2 separate regions of the Homo sapiens genome follow, and region 2 is linked to region 1. The links are chromatin contacts, found by Hi-C or POLR2A ChIA-PET in ENCODE. All regions are on one chromosome and are shown on one strand. The core of a region is the stretch at or near the end of the contact, and the rest is flanking DNA. Distances in the headings are between cores, read along the strand shown. Region 1 has its middle 53 kb from the start of LINC00242. Region 2 has its middle 110 kb from the start of LINC00242.

The links. Hi-C counts contacts between places; a loop is a spot of excess contacts on that map. ChIA-PET counts read pairs that join two places held with the same protein, here RNA polymerase II (POLR2A). Pooled maps may share reads with other maps.
Region 2: a loop to region 1 is called in a map of endothelial cell of umbilical vein, with 6 times the contacts of the local background. The contact joins two enhancer-like sites. A Hi-C loop is called at or near these places in 12 of 168 maps with a recorded cell type or tissue (Right ventricle myocardium inferior, cardiac septum, endothelial cell of umbilical vein and 2 more), 1 of 37 single-sample maps with no recorded cell type and 10 of 50 pooled maps. POLR2A ChIA-PET finds 5 or more read pairs at or near these places in 2 of 52 experiments (CD8-positive, alpha-beta T cell and endothelial cell of umbilical vein).

The regions. Positions count from the first base shown.
Region 1 is chr6:169,848,616-169,855,018 of GRCh38, reverse strand. No RefSeq gene overlaps it. Among named protein-coding and RNA genes, the nearest start is that of LINC00242, 53 kb to the right of the region's middle. Within about 2 kb of position 3,343, at least 8 of the 41 ENCODE cell types and tissues checked have a DNase peak (open chromatin) inside an H3K27ac peak, as active enhancers do; they include endothelial cell of umbilical vein, where a contact is called at or near this core.
Region 2 is chr6:169,901,694-169,908,096 of GRCh38, reverse strand. It overlaps LOC105378149. Among named protein-coding and RNA genes, the nearest start is that of LINC00242, 110 kb to the right of the region's middle. Within about 2 kb of position 2,458, at least 7 of the 41 ENCODE cell types and tissues checked have a DNase peak (open chromatin) inside an H3K27ac peak, as active enhancers do; they include endothelial cell of umbilical vein, where a contact is called at or near this core.

The DNA.
Region 1 (6,403 bases), core at 2,094-4,593:
AGGTGGGCCGTGTCCAATCAGTTGAAGGAGTAAAACCTGAGTAAAAGTAAAACTTAGGTTTCCCAGAGGAGCTCTGCCTCAAGACCATAATACAGAAGCCCGCCTGACTCCAGCCTCCCTGCAGATTTCAGATATGCCAGCCCCCACAACCACATGAGCCAATTTTTAAAAACAAATTCTTTGAACTGTGTATCCGGTTGGTTCTGTTTCTCTGGAGAACCCTGACTGATAGGCTGGTTGTTCAGAGATTCAGCTTCCAAAAGACCAAACCCAAGGCCTCAGCACAGGATGCCTGGGGTGTGCTGGAAGGCACCTCCGTCAGCACAAGCCACCCTTGCTGAGCACCTTTCCCCGCGGCCAGGCCTTAAGCACAAGCCACAGAACAGGCAAGCTTTGAGGGGCAGGGGTTCTAATCAGGCTACACACCTGCACCTCTCAGTGACCAGAAGCCATGAGATCATGCAAGTAAAAAGCGGGTGAGTGGCCACGGCCCCACTCTCCACCCTCAGGGAATGACCAGCAAGAACCCAAAGCCCTGGGATGCAGTCAGGATGCTCCAGGGAGGCAGCTGTGGGCTGGTCCCAGCACCAGGATGAGAACCGGACCCCACCGATGCCACCCTCACCTGGATGACTTTCAGAATAGGTTCATCGTGGCCGTGAATGACATTTTCCCACATCATCACCCAGAAAGAGTTCCCAGCAATACATACCCCTGGGCAGCTAAACAAGCTGACCTATTGCCATTACTTATCTTTGAACAACTACCTGCTTCCAAAGCCAACATGGGCCCAGGGCAGCCCTGTGGTCACTGGGGCAGGCAGCTACCCAGACTGCCCGAATCCATGGCGCCCTGGGCTTTACATTTCATAAATATTTTCAACATTATCTCCTATTCCTATGGTCAGAATAGAGAGTAGACAAAGCGAATTCTAAAAGCATAAAACTGAATCACATGATTTTAGCCCAACGTGTTATTCATTTGCTTTCAACCCATCAGAGCAGGTTCAAAGCAGACCTGGCTGGTCCTTAAAACGGCCCAAATCCATGTGTGGGGTTGTACCCCAACACCAAGCACACCGACGGGGCCCAGCGCTGCCGGGGCGCATGCTCACTGCAGCTGAGACGTGAGTGGATTTCCCATGAGGAGGTGCTGAAACCTTCTCTCCCCCACACACTCCTCCAATTATCCCTTCACAGGGCCTGATTCCCATGGGAACTGAGGGCTCCCTCAGGGAAACTGCCGGCCTTTCTGTAGTTAGCATTCAGACACACGACCCAAGAGAAGGATAGAGACAGAATGCAAAAAGGGGAGAAGGAACCCTGGAGCAGGAGGGATCCTGGAGAGCCCCATCAGACAGGGCAATGAGCCCAGATCCAGCAAAGAGCAGCCGCGCCCGAGCTCAGGGGGTGTGGGAGCTGTCCCAGAGCTGCCCTACAAAGTGTGCATGCTCCAGGGCACGTGTGTGCACACACATGCACACATACACAAGCAACATATGCACACATGTATACACATGTGCACAACACACATGCCAACACACCTACACACAAATGGACACATGTATACACACATGCCAACACACCTACACACAAATCCACACATGTATACATGCATGCCAACACACCACACAAATGGACACACATATACACGCATGCCACAAATGGACACACGTATACACACATGCCAACACACCTACACACAAATGGACACACGTATACACGCATGCCAACACACCTACACGCAAATGGACACACGTATACACACATGCCAACACACCTACACACAAATCCACACATGTATACACATGCCAACACACCTACACACAAATCCACACATGTGTACACATATGCCAACACACCTACACACAAATCCACACATGTGTGCACACATGCCAACACACCTACACACAAATCCACACATGTATATACACATGCTAACATATGCACACACCTGCATACAGATGCACACACACATGCACACACCTTCACACACATGCATATGCACAAACCACACACATGCAGATAGACATACATGCACACATGGGTACACATGCACACACCACATATACAAATGCACAAACCAAGCATGTGCACATATCTACACACATGCACACACCCACACACGTGCACATGCACATATACACACATGGCTGTGTGTGTACTGCAAGAAATATTTTTATAACATCTAAACCTTGGAGTTCAAGAAGCCCGAGCAGCCCCCCATGGGGTCCTCCTCCCTGGGAGCCTCTCTTCATTTTGGAAGAGATGGACAAGGGCCGGTACTGTGCAGAGTAAGAACATCAGTCAGCAGAATATGCTAGGAGGGCTCACACCTCCGGGGGAACTAGGCCCAGAGCAGCAGGGCCTACAGAGTAGCTAAGTCCCCAGGCAGGGGTGTGGCTCAGACACAGAGGCTCATGGCAGCGGCCCTGCTCTGATGGCAGAGATACTCAGGGATCACAGGGAATGTGACCTCCTTGCCACATGTGTCAGCCTTGGGAATGTGGGAACAGATTTACTCCAGTCCCTCTCCTTCCCACCTGCAAGAGCTTGTGGAGGTCCTAGAGCTCTGTGACTTTTGAGGAATATCAGGAGGAAAAGTGGGAGCTGAGGCCAGCAGAGGAAGAGCCAGAGGCTCTGCTGAGCAGCGAGGGGGAGATGGGCAAGGCTGTCCTGGCCTCACTACTGCAAGGCGAGGCGGATGCCCGGAAGGGGAGGGCTGGGCCATGCGAGAGCCGGCGGGAGGCAGCCGGGGAGCAGGGCCTACAGACTTCGGGTGGTGGCAAGGGCCCCAGAAGCTACCTCCTGAGTCATAGGGCACTGAGCCCCCAAAAGGAGCTCCCAAAGCTCTTTCTGGGTCAGTACCTGGAGCAGGGCAGGCCTGCAAACAAGGAAACCTGATGTCAGACGCAGGACAGCTATGAGGAGGAAAAGCTGCTGCAAAGGAAACACAAAAATGTTTCTAACAAGAAGCGAGAGTGAGCGGAAATCAGCCTCAGGAAGGACCCATTGTTATTTAAGATCTACGCAGTCGTACAAGCCAATTTGATGTGATGTTTGTGGTAGCTGAGTCATAACCTCCCCCGGGATATGGCCACATCCTAATCCCCAGAACCTAGGATTCTGTGACCTGTGAGGCAAAAGGGACTTTGCAAATGAGATTAAGTTAAGAACCTTGAGACAGGAAATTATCCCGGATTACCCTGGGCCCAGTTTACACTGGGTAATCACCAGGGTCCCTGTAAGAGGGAGGCGTCAGAGGGAAGGCCCCACGGTGGCGGAAGCGGAGGCTGGAGCCACGGGCTTTGAAGACAAATGGGCCAGGCCCCTGGAAGCTGGAAAACAAGGAAACGCACACTGCTGTGGGGCCTCCAGCAGGAACCAGCCCACCAGCACCTTGACTTTGCCCAGTGAAACTGAGGCTGGACTTGTGCTCTCCAGAACCGTAAGATAATATGTTTGTGTTGTTTTAAGCCACTGCATGTGCGGTAACTTTTTACAGCACCAACAGGTAACTGATACAGAGTCCTCATCGCTTTATTTTACTGAATAGTTAAAAAGCCTCAAATGAATTTGTCAGTCCACATTCCACCTTAGTCACCTAGTGTTACTTTTTAAGATTTTATTCTTTATAACTACACATTTTTCTATTGCAAAAGTTTTTAGAAACCTATGCCATAAAATTCAGAAAGACTGAGCTCCTTCCTCATCCTTCCCAGAGATAAGTCTCCATGCGCACAGGGTCCCCGTCCTTCACCATAAAAATGGAGAACTACTGGCAAAACAAACCTCTGGTGGTATCGTTATTCCAGGCTTCCAGGGAGAAGGCAAAACAGCCTGGGCTGGAGTTACTCACATCTGCATACAGCAAACTTAGTCCCAAAGCCGCTGGAGAGGTGTGTGCGCAACCCTTGTCTCGGCGGACAGTATTTTCTCTCTTGCACTTTGGAAAGGACTTGGGTCCACTGTGGGCTATTCCCTCCGACATCTGTGTCCTGCCCTATGCTCTGGGCATGGGTGGAGCTGGAGCTCCTGCACACAGCCCGGCGGCTCTCCGGCCTCCTCCCCATTGCCAGGGCCTCACGTGCACTAGTGACCCTCCTCGCATTCCCACAGGCACACGCCCTAGAGGAACGAGCCCCTAGCCAGGTTCCCACCAATGGTCGGTTCCATAATGGGCACATTCTCCAGTGGTTGCAGGGCTTGCTGTGTCTGAAACACCAGCAGATCCTCATTCAAGGAGTATGGGGCAGGGGAAGGAACAGGCTTGAAGGAGAGGAGGATGAGCTCAGAATTGGACATTTTAAGTTTGAGTTATTATGTGTTATCTAAGCAGAGAAATCCCGCACTCTTAGATACCATTGGATCTCAAGACAGAGAGCTGGGGAAAATATATAGACTTGGGAGCCATTAGCATTGAGTTCTCAATTAGAGTCCTAGGAATAAATGTGATAACCAGGACGAAAGTGTAGGCAGGGGACAAGGCGGTCAAGGATGGGATTTGGGGAAATGCCAACATTAAGGCCCAAGAAAAGCGTCAGGTAAACAGAGTGAAAATTCTACAGGAAGAATGACCCAGTGTCTTCAGTTAAAATGCACTTCACAGGGGTAGGAAACGGCTGAAGACTGAGGACTTTCAGAGATGTGCCGTCCGGAGGCCAGCTGGGTGTGCTCAGAGTCCAACGCAAGCACGCTGCACATCCTTGGTCAAAAAACCTTCAGAGGCCACCAGAGAAAGTGAACACGGACTGGGTATTGGATGACATTAGGGAATCATCACTAACTGTCAGGTGAAATGACTACACTGCGGTGATGTGAAGAAGAGAACCCATTTGCTAGAGACACGAAATAGGTGGAAGAGATGACATGTTGTCTGTGATTTATTTTAAAGCATGTGGGGACACAGCTGGAGGCAGGGTAGCAGGATGTGGCTGATTTTTCAGCCTGGACGATGGATTCGCTCTCCTTCTCTCTTTACATTTAGATGTGCGTGAGAATTTTTAAGATAAAGGATTTTAAAAGAGCAGATTTACTGTCACCCCTGCAACTGAGGCTGTGTGGCCTCTAAAGTCCACAGTCCGTGGTTTCTAACAGGATTTGTGGTCTCCAGTTCTTCTTCTCCAGGAAGACAGCCCATCCTGTTTCCCCAGCACTCCATTCTTCCATTTAAGGGGTGCAGACAGCAGCCCTGAGCTCAGCATCCCGTGGCCCCTGCACAGACACTGGCACCTCCATGCAGGCTCCTCCCCAGCCTTGAGATGCACAAAGCCAATTTGAGGCTGCAGCTCGGAGATAGCATCGGCCCAAGTGGACAGGCGGAGAGCCAGCCTCTCACCGCTCCTTAAGGCGCCTCTGCACCCTTCATCTGCCCAGGTGGACAGGTGGAGAGCCAGCCTCCCGCCACTCCTGACGGAACCTCCACTCCCTTGACCTGCCCACGTGGACAGGCGGAGAGCCAGCCTCCCCCAACTCCTGAAGGGACCTCCATGCCCTTGACCCCGTGTCCTGAGAGCTGGAGCACAACGGCCACCATGACTGTTACGACCTAAAAAGAATGACGCTGCATTTTGCCAGAGGTTTGCAAACAAAAGTGAGAGTCGGAGGAATGTGGGAGAAGAGAAGGAGGAATGAAAACCAGGGCAAGAAGGTCAAGATGGAAACCTGTGGCTCCGTGACAAACGTCTTTGAACGAGCTCAGCTGTGCCTTTCTAGGCCCACGATCAATAGGCAGCCGTTTGAACGGCCATTGATGAGCAAAGGTAACAGCTGCTGAATGTGGTGGCCAAGCGGGCCTGTGGGTTTGGGGTGCTGCCGGCTGCTGTTTGGGAGATTTGTTACACATGACAAGTGACACGCAGGGCCCTGTGTGGCCAACAGAACAGGCTGCCCTTGGGCGTGGCTGCAGAGCTTCGTGTGGAGCTCCGGCAGTGCCTGTCCTGAAACCAACTGAAGGTTTTTAAACACCAACCACCATTGCTGAGAAGCCGGAGCTTCGTTCTCACTACACCCAGATAGTGGTGGAAGGAGAGGCCAAAATAGTTCTGTGAAGATGGGCACTCAGGCCAGCCTCATTCTGCCCAAGAAGGGATTCTCCATGAAAGGTGAGGCAAGAAGACTTAGATCCCTTAATAACCACCGGCTAAACATGAATCAAAAGTGTTTATGCGATTGAGTTTCGAGGTGAAAGGGGGGCAATGGTATTCATGCAGCCAGAAACCTTATCTGGAAGAGAATAATGAAGAAGACAAAATGGCCGGGCACAGTGGCTCACGCCTGTTTTCCCAGTACTTTGGGAGGCTGAGGCAGGCAGATCGCCTGAGGTCAGGAGTTCCAGACCAGCTTTACCAACATGGAGAAACCCCGTCTCTACTAAAAATACAAAATTAGCCGGGTGTGGTGGC
Region 2 (6,403 bases), core at 1,209-3,708, 54 kb before region 1:
CTCAAGAGTGGCCACCACGGCTTATCCTCTGTCCTCCATCTCCCAAGGCACCTGGGGCACCCTGCACTGTGTTCCCTGAGCACCAGGTGGGGTCTCCCAAGACACTGCCCCCTGTTTCTCCTAATGTCCTGCACAAGGTCCAGTTCCCATCCCCTGCTCCCGTCTCCCCAGCCTCACTCCCTGACCCCTTCCAGTCGGGAAGCAGGTTCACATCCAAACACACTGCACCCCAGAACACTTGCCCCCAGGTGGCCAGACACCCTCCACTCTCAGTCAAGGAGGCCCCTGAGGATGGCGTTGTCTTTCATCAGGCAGACACGAGAAGGAAAAGCCCGCCAATACCCTCTGAGAGCCTGTCATGCCCCTTCCTCCACTGCTTCCTGCTGCCCTGGCCCAGCCTGGGTTCAGCTGGGATCTTGCACAGCAGATGCTCCTGACTCACATCTAAATGTCCGAGCCCATCACCCCATGCCAGATCCATGGCCCCCAGAGGCCCTCCCCTCTACCCTTGAAAGAAAGTCCACATCCCTCAACCTCCAAGAGCCCCAGGCCAGACCGGGCCATCCTTCCTGGCACACATCCCCCTGAGCCCTGTGCCCCTGGCCTGCAGCTGAGCTCATGTCTCCCCATGGGCAGATGTCTCCTTCTCACCTTTGTGCAGCAAAGCCTCCACGTGCAAGCATGTCTGTGCCACACAGAGACCACTAAGATGAAGCCAGAGAACAGTGTTTCCTTTAGTTTGTGTGTGTGCACACGTGTGCATGGACATGTTTAGGCAGATGTGCGTGTGTGCATGTGCAGGTGTGTGTGTAGATGTGTGTGCCTGTGTGTATGCATGTGTGGTGCAGGTGTGTGCACGTGTGCATGTGTGTGCAGGTGTGTGTGTGCAGGTACGCAGGTGTGTGCTCATGTGTGCAGGTGTGTGCATGTGCCTGTGTGTACAGGGGTGTGTTTGTGCAGGCGTATGTGCATGTGTACACAGGTATGCAAGTGTGTGCACATGTGCACATGGATGTGTGTGTGGGTGTGCAGGTGTGTGCGTGTGCAAGTGCGTGCTATGTGGGCTGGACGTCTTCCCTGCCTCCCCTCCCCTGGAACTTTGGGCTGCTGTGGGAAGCTCCAGGTTTCCTGTCTCTGTAGGATGGTTGGCCTGGCTTGAGCCCAGACCGGGGGACCTTCCCAAAGCCTTTCCTTCCCTGCACATCCTCTGCGGGAGGACAGCGTCTCTGACCCAGTGGAGGGGACAGCCCAGCTCACCCGCAGAGATGGTATGGTCTGCCCAGGGTGCATTTGAAGGTGCAGGCTCTAGAGCCACCTTGGAGCAGGGCTTGGAAACAACACCAAAGCCTCTCTGTGGAGGGTGGGGAATGCAGCGGGCCAGGCCCCCACATGCTGTCCCAGAGGACTTCTTCCTAATAACTCCTGACTCCCGGCTTGGGGTGTCTGCTGTGCAGCTTTTCCACCCAGAAACGCATCTGCCAACACCGAGGCCACAGCCTGGCCCTTGCCTGTCTTCTTCCTGACCCCAGGTCAATCAGCTGGACAGAGCCGCTGCAGAGCATTCAAATTCATCACTGAGGGACTAGGAGTCATTGGTGCGGAAGTCAGAGTCTGTTAGCCCTGTTGACAACATCCTCAGGATAGAAGGTGCAGGGGGCAAAACCGTGGTGTGGTGTGTGCATTGTGTGCACCCATCTGTGCCTTCCCTGCCACCGTCAGCTCCACCGTGGTGTGGTGTGTGCGTCGTGTGCGCCCATCTGTGCCTTCCCTGCCACCGTCAGCTCCACCGTGGTGTGGTGTGTGCATTGTGTGCGCCCATCTGTGCCTTCCCTGCCACCGTCAGCTCCACCGTGGTGTGGTGTGTGCATTGTGTGCGCTCATCTGTGCCTTCTCTGTGGTGTGTGCGTCGTGCGCATGTTGGCTTCTCTGGCTGGAGGTTCCTCTCCAGGATGGCGCGAGCAGTGTGTGCTCACCATGGCTTTTCCAACACCTAGGAGAGCTCCCGGAACCTGAATGGGGATGAAAAGTGAGTCTTGGAGCAAGGAAAAAAGTGTGTCCCCCATGAGAGAAACAGCGGCAAGCAGCATCAGAGCACGGCTCCCTTCCCTTCTCTCCTTCTGCTCTTTAGATTTCAAAGGAATTGGCCCCATGGGGTGTGGGAGAAAATGAACCTCTTTTACCATGGAAGTTGCCTAAAGTACTCTGCCTGATTTTCAAAGCTAACCATTCTGTCAACAACTAGAACAAGGCCAGGAGGTGGGACAGAGCCTCACATCCCCCAAATTGAAAAGAAGAAGAGCTTCAACAGAGTGACCAGCACAGACCCCCATGCCGTGGGCTTCCCGGGCAGCTGAGTGACCAGTGCAGACCCCACACCCCGGGTTTCCAGGGCAACTGAGTGACCAGCACAGACCCTCACATCCTGGGCTTCCCGGGCACATGAGTGACCAGCGCAGACACTCACACCCTGGGTTCCCAGGAAGCTGAGTGACCAGCACAGACCCCCACATCCTGGGCTTCCCGGGCACATGAGTGACCAGCACAGACCCGATGCCAGGGGCTTACCAGCCAGGCTGCCAGAACCCACCATCTGCCATCAGCTGCACACACAAACCTTTTCCACTGGCAATATTTCAAGGCCTTCTTTTTCTTTCCTCAGCACGGAAACCATCAGGAAAATGTTCTGAGTCATGGGGTGATGACCTCAAAGTGTGTTTGTCTCGGTTTGCAGCCTGTTTGGGTGAGCACCAAGATAAACTGCAAATTGGCTAAAGCTGCTAATAAGCAGGCACTCTGCCGTCATCACTGTAAGGATGAGGTGTGTTCAGAATCCGCGGCCCCCGTGCCCCACACTCCTTCAGCAGGTCACCGACTGAACTAGCTCCATACACAGGTCCTGCGGCTTCTGGTGAGCGGCACTGCCCTGGATGCTGGTTTAGGGCACGCCCGGCATGTGCCAGGCAACCTTTTGAGGCCTGTCCACTAACAACCCTGGCAGTCAGGTGTGGTCTCACGGTCCCGTTTTGCAGATGAAGACACTGAGGCCCAGAAAGCACCACTTGTCCTCAGATCAGACACTTGGCAGGTGGCAGAGCCCACGTCAGACACAAACTCACCACCAGGCTGGCCCACTATAGCCAGGTCCCAGAGGAGGCTGCCCGCCCAGCACTGAAGCCCTCCCCTCACCAATTGCATGCTGGTGCTGGCCCTGCCCCTCCTGCAGCTCCAGCCCACTCTGACCATGCAGTGCATTCTAGACCTAATTGGAGTAGGGCCCAAGGCAACCCCACCGTCTGTAGTGTAGACATCTGAGGTCCTTGTTTTAATCCCCAGGAAGAGGTGCACTGAGGAGGAGGAGGAGTAACCTTCGTCATTTTATTTCCCGCTATTGCCAAGCGCGGCCTGGAGACAGTTGCCACGGGGGACGGGGAGGGCCGCCTGCCTGGTGCCCCTGCAGGAGGAGGTGGGCGCAGGCCTGTATTTTAAGCAACGGTGTAGTGGGGCTCCTTGTTACAGCAGCCTCCCTTCACCCTGACTAATAAATGGAACTGGAATTCAAAACAGGGAACTTGTTCATTAAATTCCTGTTAAGAAATTCAGTATAACAAACTCACGATTATCCTGAACCCAAAAGGCCCCAGGGCCTGAGTCATCAGATTTCTCTCCTGTGTGGAATCAAGGCTTGCTTTGATGGACGGCCGAGCGCTCACGAGAACCATTTGTGTCTTATTCCTGGGGCTGGAACATGGCAGTGTCCATGACCATGTTTGAGGCAGCCTTTTCTATTTGCACTAATTTCCTGTTGCTGAATAACAAATTTCCATGAGCACAGGCGCTGAGAGTAGCACCAACCCTCAGCTCAGTTTCCACAGGTCAGTGGCCTGGGCATGTTGCAACTTCACTTTCGGGTCTTAGCAGGCTGAATTCATGGCACCGGCCAGGGCTGTGAGACTTCTATGGGCTGAGGGCCACTTTTCAGCTCCCAATTGCTGGGGGAATTTTCTTCTGGAAGTTGCAGGACAGAGGTCTCTATGCTCCTTCCTACTCTTAGCTCCTGGAGGCCGCCTGCCTGCAGGTGGAGAAAATCGTTTTTAGAGGGTCCGTGTGATTAGGCCGGGTCCCCCAATTATCTCCCTACCGTAAGGTCAACTGCTTTGGGATCTTAACCCCATAACAAGCCCTCCCAGCCGCCCTGGAATCCTGGTGAACAGCTGGGAGGAAGTGTGTGCACACCAGGGCGGCAGTCATGGGCCATCTCAGAATTCCTCCAGCTGCTCCACTCAAGAAACACTTCCATTCACAAGTTAACACTCCACAGTGCCCCCCAGTAATGTTCTGAAGGAATTATCAACCCCCCCAGGAAAACAGACTCAAAAGAGATGTGGTGTACGAAGGCTGCCCCGCAAAGAGAAGGGTTCAGGGCTGGCAGAACCTCCCCCTGCCCCTCACTCCATGGCCACACTGATGTGGCTTCAGCTTAGGCCATTTTCTCTCTTCATTGATTCAATTACTCATCTATTCAATGATTATTTATTGAGCCCACGACATGCCAGGCACCGCTCCAGGGACTACGGGAACTGCAGTTTAAAAGACGTAAGTCCTCACTGTCATGGGGACCTCTGCGTGGGACACGGATGCCTGGATGAATGGGAGGCACTCACAGTGAAGCTAACGGGGCCCAGGGAAGGACCAAGCCTGAGGGAGTAGAAAGGGGTCAGGAGGTGCAGCGTCGCTAACCAGACAGAGGCCACTGATGCTTCAACATCCGCCCCCACCCGACGATCACAGCATGTCCGGAATACGGTGGCGCAGTCGGAGTTCACAGCTTGCCCGCTACGTGCCGGGCCTCAGGCTAAGGGCTTATTACATTACTTCTGTTCATCCTTTGAGATGCCTCCTACCTTTGTACCACATTACAGACTGGAAGAACAACTCAGAGCCTGAGCGCCTTGGGAAACCCACGTGGGGAGAGCTGCCACGACCACACGGGTTCAGCTTCAGACCTGACATCTCCTCCTGGCTCCTACCAGAGCCTGGAGTCATCAAAGATTCAAAGGTGCTGAGTAAAACCATGCCCTTGTTTTGGAACATGTCCACCCAGGGCTTCTATATAAAATGCTTATCGAGCCAGGATATGTATGTGACTAAAACCTTCTAGTCTGTGTTTCTACAATGCCTTAAGTGGATGAAGTAAGGCCCCTAACAAAGTGGCCCCAGAGCTGGGAACTACGGGTCCTGCACGGAGCTGGCTGCGGGGACCTCTGTGGCCAAGCATTGCAATGGGGCAGCGGCACAAAGGCCCTGGGGTGGGAGTGCGTTTGTGGTGTCCCGGCCGAAGAAAAGGCCAGTGTAGCTGTAGAAGGGGATGGGCAGCAAGGGCCACACCCTGAGGGCTTTGCAGGCCTCCTACTGGGTTGAATTTTACGCTATTTATTTATTTATAGAATCCGTGCCACCCCTCTTGCCTGGGAGATGAGGAACCCTGGGAAGCAGGCAAGCCAGGCCTACTGTTTGGATGGATGGCAGCAAGTGGCCTCAGGGCGACTGGGGAAGGCCCAGAGGACCCGGTCTTGGTGCCTTGGGACCTGGGCATTTACCTCATTGTGTTGAAGCAACACTTAATACAGCCCCTGCAATATGTGAACCTCAGACCAGATGTTCCTTCCCCTGTTGGTGGGAGGCCCTACACCCTCACCTCCCCATCACCCCCATCATTACTGCCATTATCATCATCACTCCCATTATTACCACCATTCCCCATCATCACCCACCATCGCCTTCATCACTGTCACCCCCATCATCATCACCCCCATCATCATTGCCCACATCATCACTGTCACATCATCATCATCACCCCAACATCACTGTCTCCCCATCATCACCCCAACATCACTGTCACCCCATCATCATCATCACCCCAACATCACTGTCACCCCATCATCACCCCAATATCACTGTCACCCCCATCTTCATCACCTCCATCATTGCCCCATCATCGTCATCACCCCCAACATCACTGTTGCCCCCATCATCACCCCAATATCACTGTCTCCCCATCATCATCACCCCAACATCACTGTCACCCCATCATCACCCCAACATCAGTCACCCCATCATCATCATCACCCGATCATCATCATCACCCCAACATCACTGTCACCTCCATCATCATCATCACCCCAACATCACTGTCACCCCATCATCATCATCACCCCAACATCACTGTCACCCCATCATCACCCCAACATCAGTCACCCCATCATCATCATCACCCGATCATCATCATCACCCCAACATCACTGTCACCTCCATCATCATCATCACCCCAACATCACTGTCACCCCATCATCATCATCACACCAACATCACTGTCACCCCATCATCATCATCACCCCAACATCAC